Linked DNA regions of Homo sapiens: region 2 is linked to region 1. A link is a contact called in ENCODE Hi-C or POLR2A ChIA-PET data. All regions are on one chromosome and are shown on one strand. The core of a region is the stretch at or near the end of the contact, and the rest is flanking DNA. Distances in the headings are between cores, read along the strand shown.

Region 1 (7,090 bases), core at 1,314-3,813:
CAGAGCCTTGATTTCAACTGTGATGAAGATGCTGAAATCAGTGTGCCCTTGAAAGAACTGAGCACATCAAATGATAAGGATAGAGTAGCTAGGATGCACTTTCTCTGTAGCAAAGTTCACTGAGGAAGTGGACCCTCTGGTAAGCTTCTCCCTTTCTCCTTTCCATCATACAACTTGAGCATACCAAGTGTTATGGACTGAATGTTTGTGTCCCTCCAAAATTCATATGTTGATGTCCCCAACGTATTGATATTTTGAAGTGGGGTTTTTTGGGAGGTTTAAATGTGGTCATGAGGGTAGAATCCCCATGATGGGATCAGTGCCCTTATAGGAAGGAAAGAGACCAGAGTTCTCTCAAAGAAGAGGTCATGTGAGCACACAGCAAGAAGGCAGCTGCCTACAAGCGAAGAGAAGCGTCTTCAGAATGAAACCCTCCTTGCCAAAACCTTGATCTTGGACTTCCTTAGCCTTCAGAACTGGGAAAAATAAAATTACTATTGTTTCAGCCATTTTGTTATGCAGGCTGTGCAGACTAAGACACCAAGATGCAGAAGTCATGGTCCTTCAATTAAGTTATTTACCAAGACCTTCAGTCGGTGCTATAGTGCATGGGTTGTCTTGAGCCCTGAGTTTAATCCACACCACAAAGAAGTTCAGATAAAACCCAAGGGTTACAGGTTACTCAGTAGAGTTTTTTCAGATAAACAGACCTCTGGTGCTTCCTCATTCCTCTCTCTGGTTTCCAACACAGATGTTCCTTCACAGACCATGAGGCAGGTCTGAGTTCCTCGGACTCTTCTGACCATTCAGTTTTTCTCTCATGGTCTGCAGCACACCATTTAGCACTAAATTACATGCCATCCTGTAATGATGGACTTTCCCCCTTTTTTTTTCATTTATATTCTCCCTGAAGCTCAATTATAAGCACCTAAAGTGCAGAGAGCATATCTCGTATTTTTTCAGCCTCCACAAAAACCTGGCACAATGCTTAGTATATAATAAGGAATCAGTAAATGTTTGATTTATTGGTCAAGTATAGAGTAACAGGTTTTGTGAGCAGGTATAGAGCAGCAACTTGTTACAATCCTCATTTGCGCCGTGGAAATGCCTGCCATCTTTTACCATCAGGATAAAGAGCGTTTCTCTTAGCGCCACATCTAATAGTGATCATTGCTTCTATCTGCCCGGCACGTCATAGCACACAAAGTTGCTTCAAAAAGATTGTGCCTGCAGGTTCCTTCCCACAAATCTGGGAAGCATGATATTCAGATGGGGTCCCCTTTATAGACCATAAAGCCCAGCTCATCAAACACCACCTCTCTCCCCAACCCTCTTCAACACTATGTGGGATGGCACCAGGGACCACCAACTCTAGCAAAAAATTCAGTGGATGAAGTTTAAAATTGCTGATTTAAAAAGCAGAAGTCTTAAGGGGGAAATCTATATAACCTAACCTAGATAATGGAAAATTTTTTAAAAAGCAGACATGATCAACTTTCTCACATTCGAAATTCCTCTATGATTGTGTACACATTAGAGAATATAGTTTAGCTGTTCCTTTAAAAAGAAAATTGATGTAATACTTTAACAGGAATGAGCAACTGCTTTTCCAACCTTTTGCATCTAAAAATAGTCTATGCCCCACAGTAGGGGTAGGACCAGGGAGCCCTCCTCAAGCGTTAACCTGCCTGATATGCACACACCCTCAGAGCTGTGTCTGTGCGAATGTCGTCCACAGATTAGGGCTACACTAGCGCCCTTCGTTCTCAGGAACGTGAAGATGTAGCATATATTATGGGATGTAACCCTACACACAAGTAGAGTGAAAGGCTCTTGGAGATCATAGAACCAAACAGCCTTTATGGGAAAAATAAGTCATAAAATGTTAACCTTGGGTCCTTAGCCAGAGAAATGAATGCAAAAGAGGAAAGACGCTGTGAAAATTCCTTTGTCCAAAAGTGCAAACAAATCTCCAATCTGTTACACCCAAAGAATGCTTTTACTGTGCAGACGACCCCCAACCTGCAGAATCAGGATCAGCATTTTATTTTTTTATGAACTAATAGATCAAATTACTTCAATAGAAGTCAGAGCACTACCCACTTACTTAACATAAGACTTGCTTCATTTAATTCCACATATTAAAATGTGAAGATTTATATACAACTGCACTGGGTCTTCCTTTAAAATGTATTTCTTACTACAGTGGTGGACAAAAAAGTTTGAGAAGTCTTGCCCTAGCAGCAGCAAGATTGTTGGAGGGGTAGTACTGTTTGCACTTCCTCCTTTCCTGGTATTAGCACAATGAAAGAATAGCATTGTTTGTTTTCTGATAGAGCATCTCTCTCCCCAGGGCAGCTGAGCAGGTAGTAAGTCTTGGATTCTGGCCTGCAAATAATGGCTGCATCGTTGCTGAGTAGATGAGCCTTAGGCAAGTTACTTAACCACTCAGGTCTCAGTTTCTTCATTGTTGTATAGGGACGCCACCTATTTCATTCAGGACACAGTGGAGACTAAGGATTGCCTCTAAAGTACCTAGCACAGTGCCTGGTGAATAAAGTTCTTCAAGAAATGTGACTTTCTGCCCTGTCCACATTCCACACCCCACCCCTCGTCTTCTGTAGGACTTGTGGGTTGGCACCTGCATTTCTCCACTTTTCTTAGGCTGGGCTTTGTTGACTGTGAAAATTCCTCATAATACTCCAACCCAATCATCTCTAGAGGCAGTCGCTGAATCAAAATCAGGCAAGCATATAATTTAGTCCAGTTTTCAGAAATGCATGTCTCAAAAAATATATAAAGCAAGACTTCATGAAGGCCTGTTCTTTCATGGCTTGCACAGAATAGAGGCCTAAGAGAAAGGCTTTGATAGATGAATGGTTTCAGGATCTCCAGGGTCTCTGAAAAACATCAGTGTCATATTTAAAGCGATAAAACCAACTTCTGTATCTCCTCCATCTTACTTCACATTCCTTGTGATCAGGGGGTTTCCACAGCACCCGGGAAAGACTCTTGATAAATATTAACTAAGGAAAGACAGACCAGGAAAAACTCTTACTTTTCTCCTGTCCTGGCACAGTCATTTAACTGTGAAAGGTCAGAGGAGCCTTTGTGTTTAGTCTGTTCTTGGGGAACCCCCCCATCCCCAAAGAGGAGCAGCCCTTCTTTAGCCTGTCTCAGACTCTCAGTCAGGTGTTAAACTTTTCTAAACATGGAAGAGCAACTGTCCCAATTCCAATACCCTGAGAGAAGCAAGTTATTCATGGGGGGCTCTCTGCCATGCCACCCAACCCAGCAGTGTTTATGTGGGGACGTTTACTCTCAGAACATTCTAGTGCCTTGTCTATCTCTCACTGTTGCCATCTTGCTCTTGCACTCCCTCTTACTCCATCTTTCTACCCAGTTCAGTTCTTTCCTGCATCTCTCCTATGTCTCTAGTCAGAATACCTTCACTTGTCTTTCTATCTTGTTTATACCTTTCTTAGAGCACTTACTACAGTTTGATTTGTGTAACATTTACTTTAAAAGATGCCCGTCTTCCACCATAGACCGTGAGCACCTTGGGAATATGGACTGTGTCTTGTTTTACCACCTCCCCTGACCTTCATCCATAGCACAATGCCCCACCCATAGTGAACATTCAACAGAGGATGCTGAACTAGATTGAACAGAATCCCTACTACTTCATTTGTTCATTTGTATCTAAAACCAAGTCTCAGGGAACTCTTTTTTTGCCATAATATCAGGAGAGAGGTTGTTGTTGTTGTTGTTGTTGTTGTTGTTGTTTTGAGATGGAGTTTCACTCTTGTTGCCCAGGCTGGAGTGCAATGACTCGATTTCGGCTTACTGCAACCTCTGCCTCCTGGGTTCAAGTGATTCTCCTGCCTCAGCCTTGCAAGTAGCTGGGGTCACAGGGGCCTGCCACCACACCTGGCTGATTTTTATTTATTTTTTTAATTTTTAGTAGAGACAGAGTTTCACCATGTTGGCCAGGCTCGTCTCAAACTCCTGACTTCAGGTGATCCACCCGCCTCGGCCTCCTAAAGTGCTGGGATTACAGGGGTGAGCCACCGCACCCGGCCAAGAGACAGCATTGTTAATAGACAAGAAAGAAGGATCCAGAGAAGTAAGGAAGGTAGAGAGTAGAAAAAAGCTTTCTTCTCCAACATTCATAGCTGTCTTTCGTATTTCTTTGTATGCCACATCTGCCTATTTGCCTAATGCTGCACTACCAATTCAGCTATGGCTTGGGGACTGGTTTTACCTGAAAAGCAACTAACTCAGTCTGAAAGTTTCAAAGACTTCCTGGATCTAATGAGAATGTCACTGCATTTCAATTTAGAATCCTTTCTGCCATATCTCTAAGCATTTTCTAACTAAAGAACCAATCTCTCTTAAATAATGTGTTCCTTTGGCTCCCACCCACAATTCTTTCCGTTCAGGCCTTTAGAGGCGTGCTGAGCTGAGCCCCTGTGGAGGGGGATGGTGTCCTGCAAAGCCATAACTGCCCACACTGCTATGTGAGCATCTATCCACCGCTCCCCCAGTGGTCATTCAACCTGTGCGGCTGCTACTGTCACCAGTGTAACGCATGATGTTTCCTGGGAAGCAATGCTGGGAGCCCTTTTGCAGTGGCTGGAACAATATTCCCAACATACGTTCCCATGGCCAGAACAATGCCGAGGCTCCTTCCAATTCTCCTTCTCCCTCTGCGGGTTTGGTGATTGCTCTTTGTGGGGCCTGGCTGAGTCACAGATGGACACAGTGTTCTGTGCCCTCACCGCCAGGATGCCTAAGGCATTTGCATATGGTGAATCCCCCAGCCAGGATATTTACAAAAGCCGAAGAGAGGCATTTTTCTCCTTCAGAACTGACAATGGCTTTGATGCCTAGAATATGTTCCATTAGCAACAGAAGCCAAAAAAGGTTAGACAGAAAAGTTTCCCTCACAGTGGTTTCCACCCAGTAGTATTTGAAAAGACTGAGTAGCCAGGGCCTCTGGGGCTACGTCTGAATTCTATCTGGCCTGGGCTCTTCACTTATCCTTCAGACCATCAGTATACCCATGGACCATGGGTATAAACTGGTTACAGACCTTGCATAGACTCTACCATGACTTGAGCAACTAGAATACTGTCTGGAGACTGTCACCTTTATTCGGGTTCTTCCCATTCAGCATATCTGGAAAAATAAACAAGACACCCCAGATTCCCATGTCCGTGCCCTCAAAAGGAAATGCAGGGAAATGTTATTTATTTGTCATGATCTGTGGCCTTACCATGCACACAGCTCCTGAAATAGAAGACCAGCATCATTCTGGTTGATTCACTCTCCCCCATATCCAGCAGGTTCATTCTATCTAAATGGCTCTCTTACTCTTCTTCTCTTGTTCATACCCACCATCATATGCTACATCCAGTTAATTATATCAGGTTCATTGCTTTTCTCCCTACTTCTCCCTCAACCTCCTTCCACAAAACTATCAACATAATTTTTCTCACACGTAAGTTTCATCTCGTCACTACCTTGCTCAAACTTTAGCAATGCCCTAGTTATCTTGGAGATAAAAGCTGATTTCTTCAAGTCACTTCAGGATTTGGTCCTCTCCTACCTGTCCATCCATCCTTACATCCCCCCTACTCTTTATACTCCAGTGATTCTAAACAACTTTGGACTAAGCAAACTTGCTGGACTCTTGCATACCTCCAAAGATGTTCCTCTCCCTAGAATGCATCTACTCCCTGGTCTGTTCCCAGTCTTCAGGACTGCCAAATATTCAGTTGACTTGCCCAGTTTCATTCGGCTTCCCACTCACCAGCCAGGACACGTTAGTCCATTTTTTATCTGTGCTCTGTTTCTTCAATTGGCCAAGGTCAGCAAAAGTTTGAGGAGGATTTAGTTCATTTTCCCTATTCCACCATCCCAAGCAAGAAAACCTTAAGGAGCACCCCATAGGGTGGAATCTGACAATGAAGATGACCAAGTGATAGGCAGAACAAGGAGGCAGAAAGGAACTGGATTCTTGGTGACTTTGGGTGCCTGAGTCAAGCTTGCCTGGAGCCTACTCTATATCAAGACTTTTCTGTTTCATCAGCCAACAACTTCCCTGTATTGTTTAAGCTTGTTTGAACTGGGTTTTCTATCTCTTGCAACCCAGAGGAGCTTATCTGATGCAACAGAAATTAATATTATTCTCTTTGAAAGACATAGATTTCCTTAAAATAAATGGTAAAATAATATAAACTTGCATGCACCAAAGGAGCTCAGTAAATGCACCACTGATTAGAGTCAGGGAGCTTGAATTCTACATGAAAATTTGCCTGCAGCTTCTTGAGGCCCTAACCTCTCATGCTTTATTCTTCTATCTGTAGATTGACTCTACTCCTACCAACTCATTCCTTAATGTATAACATAGTTGCTAGTTATAAAGTCTGGAAAGAGTTCTATTGTTCCTTTACATGTGCAGTTATTTAAAAACATTTATTATTTATTGAGCACTTACTATGTGCTTGGCAGTAGGTGTCAAACACAGAGAAAAACCTGAGATATGTTCTAGGCCAAAGTTTGGCAAACCGCAGCTCAGGGGCCAAATGTGGCCCCTCTCTTGTTTGCATAAATAAAGTTTTATTGAAACACAACCGTACTGACTCATTTATGTGTTGACTGGCTGCTTTCACACTACAACAGCACAGTTGGGTTGTAACCACAAAGACCGTATGGCCTACAAAGCCTTAAGTACCTACGATACAGCACTTTACAGAAAAAGTTTGCCAACCTCTGTTCTAGGCTATTTACCACAGCTAAATAAACCTCCCTTCCCTGAAAAACTGTAGCAAAGTATCTTTCACTCACTTTGGTGTAATGCAGACCCAAATGTCAAATTACTTCCCTAGAAAATAAGTATAGGAGGGAGAAAGAAAAAAATTTTAAACATAAATTCAAATGAGTACACTTTTAGTTTCCAGAATTAATTGGTACCACAGATAAGATTCAGGCCCTGTGAACCATCATTAAGGTCTTCCTTGAGAGAGGAGGGGCAGAAACTGTCCTAGCTGGTGTCAGTGAAAATCCAAGTGCAGGCAATATGACT
Region 2 (7,090 bases), core at 2,762-5,261, 110 kb after region 1:
TCCTGTTTTAATCAGTGGTTCCCTGCCTCCCACAATTATTCACACAGCCCTGCTAAATAATTTTCTTCCCTATGCCTGGCATAACAACAAAGCTCAGAAGCAGGAAGGAACGCCACTTAAAGGCAGGTCAGACAATGATGTAATTGACCAATCAAGGAGAAGTGGTATTTCAAAGAGCCTTATAGAGCAAGAGCCAGGCTGATTTCTTGGGTCAGGACATTACCAGAAAACCAGAGCCGCTAAAGCACGAATATCTAAATCAAAAATTTTTTTTCAAATGAATAAAAGCATGTGCCAATATTACCCCCTCCTGTTAAAGTTAAAAGTTTCATATAGAAATTTTAATTAGAAACAAATTGGAAACCAGTTTGGAAGAGGAATCTTCACCCCACCTGAGCAAAGTGCAGGTGTAGATTTTTGTATGTCTTTGCCAATTAATTTCCTATAACAGGAATTTATCATGAAGGAAACAAAGTCAACACACAAAGAACAAATTCTACACATTAGGTGCTAGGGATGTAAAGGTGATTAAACCCAGCTCCTACTTATTAAGAGTCAACTAGTTGAGGAGGTTTTCAACAGAGGATTTCATATAATCATATGCAGGAGAATGTGTGGGTTTATGGTTTCAGCCACAAGTTCAACAGACAGAAACGAGTTGTCTTGTTTTATCTTCCCAAGAAAAACAAAGAACAAGTTGATGAAGGGCTGGGACTCAAACTCGTGACTTCAAAAGATTTAGAAAACAATGGGACATGGCTTTCAAAGTATGCTCTTAATAAATACTCCAAGCCATGTGATCAGAAGTATCTCCAGCTATGAATAAGAAAAGTCTATTTCACTTAGATTGCTGTGTTTTGAATTCAAGAAAGAGATCTGCTCATAGATGAGAAGATCCTCATTCCACGTTGCAGAAGCATTGGTCATTTTTACTCATTTAATATATAGTTATCCATTTTTTAATAACAACTATGGTATGATGCATTAGGTTCCAAAGTACTCACCGACTGGGTAAATAGCAAATGCCAAAGTTAATAAAACTAAAACTTTAGTCCAAGACCTCCCACATACACCTAAAGGTAAAAATTATGAATTAAAATATTTACATAAATTAACTTAGGTGTCATATACCTCTTAATGGTCAAATGGTCAAGGTAACACTACCAAGAAAATTAAGATGATCGAGGTGACAAACATCGAAGTACTTTTTATAATCTGGCAAAGCAATGTGAATTCAGAACTACCACTCTAGACCCAAGTCACTTCTGACCTTATGAGAATTTCTTCCGGACAGAGACCACATCTTAGCCATCTTTATATCCCAGCATCTAACCTAGCACCTAGCAAATCAGTCACTCAGTAGTAGAGTGGATAACTTTTCTGATTGTACTTGGAGGAGAGAAAATATTAAAGGCCTGGTTCTCATCTGTATTCACTTCCAGAAATTCACAAGCTGAAAATATTGACCATTTGTTTCAGGTAAGGAGCTTCTATAAATTAAGGTAGGCACCCCTGAAAGAAATGTTTCAGTACTTAGGAGCAATGGCTACAGATACCTATTCCCCAAAGTCCAAGTGAAAAGCATGACTTGTCTGGCAGCTTGGCCCTTTTCCCACATCCAAAATAATCAGTTGTACAAAGTAGGCTTAGTCCCAAAACTGCTCAGACTTTGTTCCTTCAGTAACATCTGGGTTCAGCATGATTCCTGACCTCTATCTCAAACTGGAGATTTCAAACACTAAAAACTTCACTCTCCAAGAAAGTAATGTCATAAAGTCAAGGCCAGGGGAAACAAAGAAGCCAGGATTAGCAGAAACACTTCGGAGAAAGGATTCTGACATACATATAAATGTTTCTAAACGTCTAAAATATTGAAATGACTTTTCAAGAAGGAAATTTTAAGTGCACCTCCTCAGATGAAAAATATTCATACTACTGAGGAGAAAGACGTTTTTCAGGAAGTTAAATGGTCATACCAGGTAGATAAAATAAGCTTTTTCTTTCCAGAGAGAGCATACTCTTCTCTCTGCTGTAGAGTTTGGCTCCAAAAACCTGGTTCATAATCTGAGACCCAAAAACTGATTATTTTAAAAAGACATGTCTTAAGCTGACCTAGTTTGGAAGCCTGAATGCCTTTAAATTGCCAATGAACTGAAACCATTCATGAGAATGGGCCTTTTGAATGCTGAGAATGTTCTTTGGGACTCAGCACAAAGATATTTGGCATAGATGACTGTAAATATTTGTAAAACTCTGGGTAAATGGGCAGGATTTGACCACACTCAAGCCCGACTTCCAGCACAGTAGTGTAGGAGAAAGTTATCTAGGGTGATTGTTTGGGGTTTTGGGGGGTTTTTTTGGTTGAGTTTTGTTTGTTTTAAATAAAAAGCCAAGCAACCCAATTCTACTACTCAACATCTTTTTCACGTTCACTATATATGTTTACCTTTTTTTAATCAAGATAATTAATTAGTCAGAGACTACTTTTGAAACTGAGGTTTTTCCCTTTCCCACTTTTCTAAGTTTATGCCCACGACAAAAATAAAAAAAAAAATGCCAGTCAAAGGTGTGCAAGGGCAGAGCAGGAGTTGTGTGAAACCATGACCTTGGATTTCATAATACAATTATCTACAAGTGGCTTTGTGGATCTGCTATAGGTTTTTCTCCCCCTCAGGATAGTTTTAGAAGTATTTAAGGCACTGCTGTCCATGAAAAGGACCCAGGTTGTGAAGGAAAGATAAACTAAGGAGAAGGAGGGACTCACAGAGGGATTTGATGTGAAAGGGACCAAGAGGCTCATTTCAGTGAAAGCTGCGGCAGACAGATACTCTAATTAGCCAGCAACTCAGTTAGGACTGGCTAGGTTCCTTTTGCCTCTTACCCACACCCTAAAAACTGAGTCATCCCAAAGTTCATTTATTTTGCTTCTGGGCACAGACACCCCCTAATCTGCTTCCTCAGAAATGTTAGATACATTGCCATTTAATTTATACCTCTCAATGTTCAAATAAACGTCCAGAAATGCCAAATCGGAAGAGCAGAGATAGTCCTGTTAAGAACCTCAGAGCTAATGTTTTGATAAGATACATGTGGCAGAAAGCAATATGAAACTGACAGTCTGTTATGAGAACATGAAAAAAGAACATTTCCCAGAGAAGGGAATTAATTTCTGGGAAATCTTTATGTGAATAGTGTATATGCATGAGGAGTAGACTTACAGCAGGATCCTTGAAACTCATGAGAAAAACAAAAGGTGTTTTAGAAAGAATAAGCAAAAGATACCTACCTTTTCCCTGCACAAACGACAATCAGTTCGATTTTAACTTAAATTTGAGAATGGCTCTCGTAGTATCAGAGTTTCACTGTTTCATTAGCAATTACCTGATAAAATAAGCACTATAATGCATAATCCGAGATTATGCCAACTTTTGGTCTCCCCTTAAGACCTAGGGAGAGGTCTGGTCTAATCTCGGATTCTACAATACATTCTATTATAGAAACTGTTTTATTAGAAATGAAACTACTTTCCTTTAACAAAGGCATTTTTCTTCTAAGTTAACAGGTGTTTAAGGCATTCAGAATGAATTCAGTTCTGTATGGTTTGAGCACTAGAGACAGAAAATCGAAAAATTGTGGTGTCACAGTGAGTTTCCTGTCCTTTTTCCTTAGTCCAGCAACACCATTCCGGTCTTGCAACGCCTGTAGCCTTTAAAAAGCTCGCTAAACCTACCTGGCAGCAGACCTGCGTTCCTCCGTCGCCGGGCTTCTCAGTAGCCTCCCTCGCGCTCACCGCCAGTCCGGGCTGCTGGCACACCGGACAGGAGCTCTTCCATTCTCTCCGTCTTTCCTCCGTGCTCTGCGGCTGACAGCTTTACACTTTGCAAGACTGCAACAGGACTTGCGCTCCCAGACCTACGGGTCGGGAGGAGGCGGAGTCCCCGACCGCCTCCTAGCCTTGACTGGCAGCTGCGATGCCCGGGACTGTTGCAGCGGGAGCGTGGGGCACAGCTCGCCAGCAGCGGTAGCAGCGCGTTTATTTATACAGGAAGCTCAGGCGCCGCACTTCCTACTTCCCATGTGGGTCGTACTTCAGCTGCAGGTGTTGGCCTTAACCCTATCCGAACCCGGGCGCGCTGCACCGACTCTACTGCTTGTCAGGACCTGTCTCTTGTTCTCCTGGGACCGCTGTTGCAGGAATTCAGAGCAGGGGGTGCAGGCAGCTGCCCCTAGCGCACTTCTTCTGCCCAGACAGGGACAGCTCACCTCTTGGCCTTAAGCGCCTGCTACCTCTCTGTCTGTACATATCCTCACAGGCCACCTTTCTTTATTTTCTCCCTCCTTCCCAGCTCTTTAAATCTCTTTCTTCTACTTCTAACAGCCCAGACCTGCCTTCCCACGTGGCAGACAACTGTTTTATAGAAACACTTCCCATGCACATCTCATCAAAAAACAGCTTGTACCTCACTTGTCCTTTTGCATCTAATGATGAAATTAGAATACCTGTGAATCAAATCGGGAATAATCTTAGTTTACCTCATAAAATACAGACACTTCTTGATGAAACAATGATTTCACTTGAAGTGCTTTGTAACTTAACTGGTTGTACCCTCAATTAAACAAAAATGTAACAAAATAATCCAGAAGCTGTGAGGTATTATGAAGTGCTTCCTTGCTCCAAACCCTTGGACACTTCATTTGTGTGACATTCATAATGAATCGCATACCTACTCATTCCCCATATCCCCCATAGATCACAATCACCTAAGTCTGCTGAACATTGCCATTTAGGAATGTCGCTCTGACACAAGAATCTGTGTTCACTCTGCAATCCCTCTCTACTTTTGCAACCACTGTCAGGAATGTGCTTCCTAAAAGGAAGGGACTCACAGGCCCTTTGTGGAAAGGATCTGTGCACGCCAACAGGCACCATTCCAAACGACACAAGCAAACATTGCTTCTCAGCCCTCCAAGTTGAAGAAAACCTCTAGGTCAAAGCAAAGTGCTGAATAACACAGTGTATCTACATGTGCCATGCTAGGGCAGGTAGGAGGACCAGCTCACCAGTCAGGGAGGAAGAGAAAAAGGACAGGGGCAATAAGATGATAAAAGAACCCACGGTAGGATATTTGAGCTTGAAAAGTCTTCCTAGCTATTTTAGCAAATAACCTGATTTTAAAAATAAGGAAACTGGGCTGGGTGCGGTGGCTCACATCTGTAATCCCAACACTTTGAGAGGCCAAGGCGGGCAGATCATCTGGGGTCAGGAGTTCAAGACCAGCCTGGCCAACATGGTGAAACCCCGTCTCTACTAAAAATACAAAAAATTAGCTGGGCGTGGTGGTGGGTGCCTATAATCTCAGCTACTCGAGAGGCTGAGGCAGGTGAATCGCTTGAACCTGGGAGGCAGAGGCTGCAGTGAGCCGAGATTGCGCCATTGCACTCCAGCCTGGGTAACAAGAGCGAAACTCTGTCTCAAAAAAAAAAAAAAAATAAGGAAACTGATGTCCAGGAAGATTTAAGAGATTGGCCCAAACCAGACACAGGCCAAGCTAGAATGAGACCTAAATCTGAGTTACATGAGGAAGGTGAATGTAAATGAAAACCATCCCAAAGGAAGTCCAACCTTCAGATTTAGCAATGGCTTAGGTTCTGAGATAATCTATTTCAAGGAATTTTCTTGGTATAGTGACCATTTTGGTGGACAGGAACTAGGAAAGATAAAAAGCAACCTCTAAGAGGTTAGTTTATTCATTGGTGTTGATGCAAATCTCCTGAGCCTTAAACCAAAGTTCAACACAGAGTCCACTTTTCAAATTACCATTCATAAATTATAATCTCTTGTTAACAGGATAAGGGAAGAAGCTGCTGCCAATATGAATGAGAACATAAGCACGAATAGTGCTGCCTATTATCCCAAATATTTTGCACAACTGAGTAACATCACCACTGATTATTTTCAACCATGCAACTATGCAAATTTTTTTTAAATTGCAGTCAAAATTTAATAAGACTAAATAAACACGTTGAATGCTATAATATTATGTGAACAAACTCTCTCAGATCTTCCTAAGGAGTCTACAGTGTGAATGGATATTCATTCTCTGGAGCATTTATTGATTTCCTCCCAGACAATCTGCTAGGTTGTATTAAGATAATGATATTAGACATGGTCTCCCTGTCCTCAAAGACCTCTCAATCCAGGGAAGGAGTAAGACAAGCAAATCAATTATCAGGGTACTGATAGTTGTACCCAATGTGTGAGTGATACATAATGTGTGATATGATAGACTTAAGCATGATGTGCTATTGGGAGCACAGAGAAGAAGAATTTAAAGGAAAGGAGTTGATGAAAAGAATCAAGTCTTCTCTGAGAAGGTGATTATATTAATCTGTTCTCACATTGCTATAAAGAAATAACTGAAACTGGGTAATTTATAAAGAAAAGAAGTTCAATTGGCTCATGGTTCTGCAGCTGCACAGGAAGCATGGCTGGGGAGCCCTCAGGGAGGTTACAATCATGGTAGAAGGTGAAGGGGAAGCAGGCACGCATGTCTTACGTGACTGGAACAGAAGCAAGGCGGGGTGGGGCAGGGAAATGCCACACATGTTTAAACAACTAGGTCTCTCAAGAACTTATTGTCACAAAAAACAGCACCAGGAGATAGTGCTAAACCATTTATGAGAACTCTGTCCCTATGGTCCAATTACCTCCCACCAGGCCCCACCTCCAACATCGGGGATTACAATTCGACCACGAGATTTGGCTGGGGACACAGATCCAAACCATATCAGTGATTTAAATCTATGTCTTCAAGTAGCCCAATAGGTGTGGTAGAGAAGGGTAAACCAGGCTGAGCAAACAGCTAAAACAAAGGGTTAGACATGAGACTCTAGGTGAAATTTTTCATAATTCAGACAGAGCTGATACATCCAGAATAAATGAATGAGGGTCTGAGCTAATGCAGTGACAACTGCCATGCAAAGGAAGGGAACCAATGGAGAGAGATTTCAGAAACAGAAGTGATGGAACTTGGTATCTGATTGGATGTTATATTAGTCCATTCTCACATTGCTATAAAGAAATACCTGA

What was found. A loop is a pair of places that touch in the nucleus more often than their neighbours do. ChIA-PET counts read pairs that join two places held with the same protein, here RNA polymerase II (POLR2A). Pooled maps may share reads with other maps.
Region 2: a map of PC-9 shows a loop between it and region 1 (5-fold over the local background). The contact joins the promoter of RNF144B here to the enhancer-like site in region 1. A Hi-C loop is called at or near these places in 18 of 168 maps with a recorded cell type or tissue (CD14-positive monocyte, Caco-2, Calu3 and 13 more), 10 of 37 single-sample maps with no recorded cell type and 31 of 50 pooled maps. POLR2A ChIA-PET finds 5 or more read pairs at or near these places in 11 of 52 experiments (A673, CD4-positive, alpha-beta T cell, MCF 10A and 6 more).

Annotation. Positions count from the first base shown.
Region 1 is chr6:18,489,069-18,496,158 of GRCh38, reverse strand. No RefSeq gene overlaps it. Among named protein-coding and RNA genes, the nearest start is that of MIR548A1HG, 30 kb to the left of the region's middle. Within about 2 kb of position 2,563, at least 2 of the 41 ENCODE cell types and tissues checked have a DNase peak (open chromatin) inside an H3K27ac peak, as active enhancers do.
Region 2 is chr6:18,384,271-18,391,360 of GRCh38, reverse strand. It overlaps RNF144B (ring finger protein 144B), which reads right to left and starts at 4,011. Exons shown (of 8, transcript NM_182757.4): 1 at 3,731-4,011.